3 separate regions of the Homo sapiens genome follow, and regions 2 and 3 are each linked to region 1. A link is a loop called in an ENCODE intact Hi-C map of the cell type or tissue named here. Cell type or tissue: psoas muscle. All regions are shown on one strand.

Region 1 (2,500 bases):
AAGACTGAAAGAAAAGTTATAAACACATGCTCTCATTGAACAGTGTTACAAATATTTATTGAAACGACTGAGGCATTTAGGGCAGGATAAAGCAGCTGGGTATGGTAAAAAGAAAAGTGAGTCAAAAGTCAAGGCCGGGCATGGTGGCTCACGCCTGTAATCCCAGCATTTTGGGAGGCCGAGGCGGGGGGATTGTTTAAGTCCAGGAGTTCGAGACCAGCCTGGCCAACATAGCGAAATCCTGTCTCTGCTAAAAATACAAATATTAGCTGGGCATGGTGGTTTGTGCCTGTAGTCCCAGCTACTTGGGGGGCTGAGGCAGGAGGATCACTTGAACCTTGGGAGGTTGAGGCTGCAGTGAGCCGTGATCGCACCACTGCACTCCAGCCTGGGTGAAGGAATGAGACCCTGTCTCAAAAAAAAAAAAACAAAAAAGTCAACATACAGAATGATTGATCTTTTTGATTCATTCACTAAATACTTATTAAAATATCTCCTGAGCATAAGATGGTATCCTGGGTACTGATGATTTCACTCCCTAGCTAGTCTATCATTCCATTATTATTATTATTATTATTATTATTATTATTATTATTATTATTTTCAGATGGAGATTCACTCTTTTCACCCAGGCTGGACTGCAGTGGCATAATCTCTGCTCACTGCAACCTCCACCTCCCAGGTTCAAGCGATTCTCCTGCCTCAACCTCCCGAGTAGCTGGGATTACATGTGCATGCCACCAGCCCTGGCTAATTTTTGTATTTTTAGTAGACATAAGGTTTCCCATGTTGGCCAGGCTGGTCTCCAACTCCTGACCCCAAGTGATCCGCCCGCCTTGGCCCCTCAAAGTGCTGGGATTACAGGTGTGAGCCACTGCACCTGGCCTATCATTCCTTGAAAAATACAAAGTTGCTGCTGTTCTAGAAAACAATCAAAGGTCAATCATTTGTCTTTTCAGGGCCTCCTCTTCTCATCAGCAGGCAGGGACAGTGCATCGACCCAGAGGCCTGGGAGAGGCAGGAATAATGATGCGCCAGAGAGAATTCTGGCTTCGGGAGAATCAGAGACTTAACAAATATAATGCTGACAATATGACCATTATGACACAAGAAACTATTTGTATCCATTGTCCTTTCCTCGCCTGAAATAACCTATTGCTTCCTACTCGGTGATGACATTTTTCAGGCACCAAGAGTTGCCCGTGGAACAAGAAGTACATAAACTTCCTTGCTTTGTAGAAAACAGATTCCGTTTTATAAGTGGTTTAGTATTTAGACACTACCTCCAAAGGTTGGGAAGGCCCTTACAAAGCAACAGGAGTCGGCCAGAATGAAAAGAATCAGCCGATGGCTGGGAGGCGGAGGCTTCAGTGAGCCGAGATCGCACCACTGCACTCCAGCCTGGGCGACAAAAGTGAGACTCCATCTCAAAAAAATAAAAATAAAAAAATAAAAATAAATAAAGGAATGATAGACTTGCCAATCTGCCTTGGAGAAGCAACAGACGGCTAAATCGTAGGGTTCCTGGCATTGCATTTGCCCACATTTGCCAGCAGATGGCGACGTGATCCTGCAATGTTGCATTAGTGCAACCCCGGGCAATGAAAGGTCAGGGACAGGGCACCTGAAGCTGGCTACTTGGAGACTTGGGAACCTCATCTATTGCTTTGCAGAGGTCCGAACACCACTAAACACATTTGGGAGGGAGGAACAGAGGAAGGTCGACCAATGACGTGTTTAAAACAGCTGCAAGGATCGGATGAAATTTGCAATTGGCTTGAGCTTGAACTCCAGATAATCTCCAGAATAAAGACATGGGGGTGGGAGTTAAAACAAAGAACTTGATGCAAATTAGGGTCAAACAATGATCCCCTTATGGCACATCCATTCCAAGGAATATCTTCAGTCATTAGAAAACCAAGTGGTGGTCTGAGCACGGTGGCTCATGCCTGTAATCCCAGGGCTTTGAGAGGCTGAGGCAGGCAGATCACTTGAGGCTGATTCAAAACCAGCCTGGCCAACATGGCAAAACCCCATCTTTACTAAAAACACAAAAATTAGCCGGGCATGGTGGCATGCACCTGTAATCCCAGCTACTCTGGAGGCTGAGGCAGGAGAATCTCTTGAACCTCAGAGGCAGAGGTTGCAGTGAGCTGAGACCACACCACTGCACTCCAGCCTGGGTGACCCAGTGAGACTCTGTCTCAAAAAAAGAAAAAAAGAAAAAAAAATTAGACAAATTGAACTTCATCAAAATTAAACTTCTATGCTTCCAAGAACGCCATCAAAAAAGTGAAAAAAACCAACCACAGAAAGGGAGGAAATATTTGCAAATCTGATCTAGAATATATAAAGAATTCTAACAACTCAAAAATGAAAAGACATAAAAGCTAATTTTAAAATGGGCAAAGGATTTAGATACATCTCTCTCCAGAGAAGATACACAAATGGCCAATAAGCACATGAAAAGATGTTCAACATCATCAGCCATCAGAGATGT
Region 2 (2,500 bases), 250 kb after region 1:
ATATTTTTCATTACTTTCTTTGACTTGTTGCAAAAACACTTTGGATAATTATACCCCAATTTCCCTATTTATTCCCCTAATAGTGGACATTAAGGTCATTTCCTGTGTTTTGTTATATGTATGTTATGAATATTTTATGTATAGATGTCTGCAAATTTTTCTCCTTTTTAGCATTACAAATCTTTATTTTAAAATGATTAGACACATGCTACTGTAGAAACTTGAAATTCTATATAAGTATATAAAATAAAGAGTTAAAGTTCTCTCATTATCGTCTCCTAGTCTTGCAATCCTGATTGTTTTCCTAGGCTAGAGTCCTGTAAGCAGAATTACTGGATTTAGGGGAATGAATTTTTATTTTCCAGATTAATAAATTATTTAAAAGTGCTTTTGTAGCCCTCAGCTTCTTTGCAATCTAACCTTTTGACTTGAAGTCTCCAAACCATCCCTGCCATCTTCCTGTTAGTGCTGTACATAGTGAGAGCCCGTGCCTCCTGCCCCTCTTCCTTCCTCCCCGTCTAACCTCCCTCCAGCTGGCTCCATCCCAGCCCCACTGTGCTGCACTCTCAGAGGTCACCCGTGATCTTTTGGTCAACAAACCAATAGCCTTTTCTTGGCTCGTCCTCTCCAGCCTCTTGGCAACATTTGGTGCTGTTGACTTTCCCCTCTTGAAATGGGGGGGGGGGGCCCTGTATTAAGCATCTGTATGCCCTCAGAGTCTAACATCTTTCCCAGGACCCAGGAAACTTTGAGCCAAGTGTGTAAGAAAGGAAAACTCCCCTTCGGCGATTCCACACTCTCTGGACTTCCATTACCTCCGTGAGCGCCTTCTCTGGCCCTCGTTCTTGTCTTTCTCTGCTGTCACTTGACCACTTAGCAAGGATATGCAGCAGCGCAGAAAAGACCTGCACCAGTTGTTTTCTTTGTTGGAGAGATAAGTGGACGTGCCTTCAACTGCGACTGAGACATTCAGACACAACTTTTACTTTGCTTTTTCAGCGAAAATTTCTCATTTCTGTAACTTGAGAAAAATTTATGTTCATAAGTCACCAGTCTCTACAGAATCAGTCACCTGTCTTTCTCTCAAAGTTCAGCGCCTGTCTGCATTTGTATCTGTGATCTGCTGGACCTCCTGAAATGCTAGCGAGGTTTAGTGTGTGTTTTCCTTGTGTTTTAGCACAGAGTTTGTCTAGAAAGTTAGTTGATAGTAAGTGCTCAGGAAACATGTCTTTTGTTTGTTTCTTTGATTTATTGTGGTAACAGCTCTTAGAATTTTAGAATGTTTTGAAAATTGTATGTTTATCCTTGAGGAGAAAGAGTAGAAGAAAGGGGCATATGGAAACATCCCTGTTCTGTTTTGTGATGCTTAGACTGTTCTCGTCTTCCTTCTCCCCAGTTGCCCTCTGGAAGTTAAGTGTTGCAATCAGATGACATCATGAGTTCAAAAAAGACAGTATAAAACCTGAGGTGCAGGGCTAGGTGTCGTTTGCCATAAGTAGTGAAGGAGAGCCACCTAGTGAAGAGTGCATCTCAGGTAGAACCAGTAGCTCCTTGGAGGCCTTGTGCCAGCTCTGCTAACCATTAAGCCATTAGCTCACCAGAAGCTTTTATCAGATGCCCAGGAGTATGATGGTGTTTTGCAATAAACTCTCTCCTCATTGTTACTTGAGATTCATAAGGCTAAAGCATTCTAGTTGGCATAAGAAAACACACTTTTCTATTCATATGAGAGGACATTTTCTCTCTTTTGGTTTTAAAAAAAACACCAAGCAACCTGTTTGTGTTGAGGTTTTTTTCATTACTCCTAAATATTTTCTCCCCTGGTTTCCGCCTTTTTAGCATACCGTTCCTGCCTTTGCTGGAAGGAGCAGGGCTGTGTATCCATGCTTCTCTTCTGCCTAGTGTGGTTGGAAGGAGAACTGTATCATTTGCTGCAAACCATTAGCGCTCTTCTTACCCTAAAAACACTCAGTTGTCCCATTTTTGCTTCATTCCTTTTGAGGCAAGTGTGCCCAAGTAGATACAAAACAAAACTGCCCATACCTCTCTAGCAACCAAGTGATCTCTGGCTGCTGCTTCAGCTGCCAGACATGGCCTGATTCAAATATGTTTTTATTTTTCTGAGCCCCATTCATACACCCTGGCGTCAGAGTGAGAGGGTTTGCAGTTCTTTGTAGACAGAGAGCAAAATTTGGAGCTTCAAATTTATATATGTAAAAATTGGTGTCTGAATCTTTGGTTGGTTCAGTTTGCCTGTTGGCCCTTCAGTGGAATTTTATCATTGTTTTACAATTAAGAAGTATTGGAAAATATAATTTTAAACAGGGCAGGCACAGTGGCTCATGCCTGTACTCCCAGCACTTTGGGAGGCCAAGGTGGGTGGATCACTTAGGGTCAGGAGTTTGAGACCAGCCTGGCTAACATGGTGAAACCCTGTCTCTACTAAAAATAGAAAAATTAGCTGGGCATGGTGACACGTGCCTGTAATCCCAACTACTCG
Region 3 (2,500 bases), 180 kb after region 1:
TGCGCGGGCCCACGCGACATCTGTCGCCTGCGGTCCCGGCTCACACCCCGCGCACCCCCGCAGCTCCCTGGGCGCTGCCACCCCCCACGCTCCGGCTGCCGCCTTTCCCCGCGGGCGCAGACGCTCGGGCCTCGCCTTCAGGCGCCGCTCCAACTTCCCAGGGTGTCTGCGGCGCGCGGCGGGGCTCGGGGGCGGGGACCTAAGGGCGGCTGGCTATGTCACCTTCGAGCTTCACCTTCCGGCCCTAGACCCATCTATGGTGGGCTCAGCCTGATTCTCTCTCCCTCATTCTCTGCAGCGCTCCTCGCTACTCCAGGATCCAGAGTAGTAAGACGATGCTTACGCTGTGTGCTTCCTCAAAGCGCCTAGCACAGTGCCAGGCGCACAGCTAGGGCACAATGATCCCCCCACCCCAAGAGCCTAGTACCTTCCTCCCACTGATACCAACCACACTAGGTGCTCAGTACCCACTTCCTGTCCTAAGTTCTCAACACATGACCTCCCTAAACAGTGCCCAGCACCCCGAAGGAGCTCAATAAATGTTCCTTCCTTAAGGCTTCCCATTGGAGTTTCCCTGAAAGCCCCCTATTCCAGCCCACTCCGAGGGCGTCTCCTTCCCGTAGCAGCTACAACCGTCTGGGGAGAAGGAAGCCAAACTCCTTAAACAGGACACCTCACTCGAGAAGGAGCGAAGTTGGCAGGGCAGAGGAAAATTGCAAATGCGCGGAGCTTGGGAAGAAAGATTGGGCCAGCCAGAAACCTGGAGGGGGAGGAAGTCTCGAGATGCGCTTGGGGTGCCAGATAATGGGGATCAGAGATTGGAGAAGTGACACTTAGGGACAAGAGGTTGGGAGCAAAGGTGATGGAGACGGGGGCGACTCAGGAACGGCAAGAGGATTGGAACGGGACCGGGGACCTTTCTTGGAAGTGCGATAGATTTTAAGTATTTGGCGTGGCTTACAACTACATTCCCATAGCAAGCACACTTTTTACTTGCATTGTGTGTTTATTTGTGGGGCTGGTGGGGATTATGGAGGCTGAAGTCCTCCGCAAGCCACTGAGCTATAAGTGAGTAGCAAGATGCGCTTAAGGACTCGCAGAGATGGGGGCAGAAACGGTGGACCTTACACTTGGAAGGGAAGACTGGGGACTGGGTAGAAGAGGAGAGGTGGAGATGCTTGCAAGAGAAGAGAACGGAGGAAGAAGGAGAAGGGAAAAGAAGAAAGCCAAACTTGCCACTCTCCCGCTCCCGGGCCAGCCCAGCGTCTCCAGTGCCCAGCTGCCGCGCCCCGGCTCTCGCTCGCTCGCTCGCGTACCTGTTGCTCGCTCCGGCTGGGTCTCGGCTCCGGCCCCACCAAGAAGCCCCGCGTTCCTACAAGTTCCGCCTGCCGAGCAGCCAGGCCGCCAGCGCCGCCACCTGCGCGGCCGCGCACAGCCAAGGCCAGTAGGTGGGGAGCGCGCCGGGCGCCGGCGCCCTCCGGCTCCGCGCGCGGCGCCGCCACATGGTGCGCTGGTGCAGCTCGTCGCCTAGCGCCTTGAGCCGGGCGGCGGTGAGCTGCGCGGCGGACGAGCGCAGCCCCAGGCGACCCGCGCTGCAGGCGCACACGGCCGGGGGGCCGCGGCCGCGGTGCAGGGGGCACGGGCACATGACCGCTGGCCTCGCTCCCGCCCCGCGCTCGGGCCGCCCCTCGCCTCCTCTCCCTCCGGCCTCTGCGCCCGCTGCCGCCGCGCTCCAGCCGCCGGGGGCCTCCCCTGGACACCAAGTTTCTCCTTGTGTTGTGCGTTTGTTGTGCTGACGGCGCTATTATTAATTAAAGTGTCACATGGTGGAGGGGGGCGGGGAGGGGGGTTACATCATCCGGCCCCCGGGGGTTGGGGGGGGGGCTGCAGGCAGAAGAAACCGAGAGGTAACTTTTAACCCTAGCGGCGCCGGCAGCTAGGGAGCGCGAGGTTTGGGAGACGGGGAGCGCGGCGCGGGGCGGCGCGAGAAGGCTCCCCGCAGCGGAGGTCCTGGGCTTTGGGGGTCTCGGGGGACCCCCGCGGAGGCGCGGAGCGCGAGGGAAGGTTGTTCTCCTTCCCCTTTTCCTGAATTCAGCTCGAGTTCCGATTTGGCGAGGGAAAAAGGCTTGTTTGCCGTTTTGGATGAAGCTGATGCTGAATTCGGCTGCATTATTCAAAAATATTCCGAGGCTGTTGTTTTGTTTGGGGGAGGTGGGTGGATTCAAAATCTTATGGAAGGGTCAGATTACACCCAACTTGCCTCGTTTCAGGTCTGACTTGGCACCTGTAGGCTTTCAGCCTGACCCTAACGTGCCCCCAGCGCCTGGCTAGAAACCTGACCCTAAAGTGCCCCCAGCGCCCGGTGGGAGGCTGGATGGGCCCACCTGAGCTCGCGTGGGGCGCGGACGGAGGCATTCTCGCTGCCCGGCACCCGCACCCAAAAGACCCTCGCAAGGGGCTTTCTAAAGGGAAACTTCTTGTCTGCTTTCTTTGTGAACAT

What was found. Hi-C counts contacts between places; a loop is a spot of excess contacts. Peaks named below come from ENCODE experiments on the same cell type or tissue, not always from the same donor. Only the 100,000 strongest peaks of a DNase experiment are listed, where the experiment ranks them.
Region 2: a loop joins it to region 1, with 4 times the contacts of the local background. A loop is called at or near these places in 20 of 110 quality-filtered maps.
Region 3: a loop joins it to region 1, with 4 times the contacts of the local background. A loop is called at or near these places in 58 of 110 quality-filtered maps.

What each region holds. Positions count from the first base shown.
Region 1 is chr12:116,701,834-116,704,333 of GRCh38, forward strand. No RefSeq gene overlaps it. Among named protein-coding and RNA genes, the nearest start is that of SPRING1, 35 kb to the right of the region's middle. In psoas muscle, a CTCF peak has its summit at 1,559 (motif pointing right); a DNase peak (open chromatin) is centred at 1,558.
Region 2 is chr12:116,954,362-116,956,861 of GRCh38, forward strand. All of the region lies in intron 4 of FBXW8 (F-box and WD repeat domain containing 8), which reads left to right. Among named protein-coding and RNA genes, the nearest start is that of FBXW8, 45 kb to the left of the region's middle. In psoas muscle, a CTCF peak has its summit at 1,499 (motif pointing left); no DNase peak of the experiment used is centred here; H3K27ac peaks cover 1,796 bases.
Region 3 is chr12:116,879,660-116,882,159 of GRCh38, forward strand. HRK (harakiri, BCL2 interacting protein) reads right to left here and starts at 1,782. Exons shown (of 2, transcript NM_003806.4): 1 at 1,317-1,782. The coding sequence starts at 1,648. The coding sequence ends at 1,373. RefSeq lists silencers at 311-511, 1,390-1,469 and an enhancer at 1,975-2,500. In psoas muscle, no CTCF peak of the experiment used is centred here; a DNase peak (open chromatin) is centred at 1,432; H3K4me3 peaks cover 2,500 bases; H3K27me3 peaks cover 2,379 bases.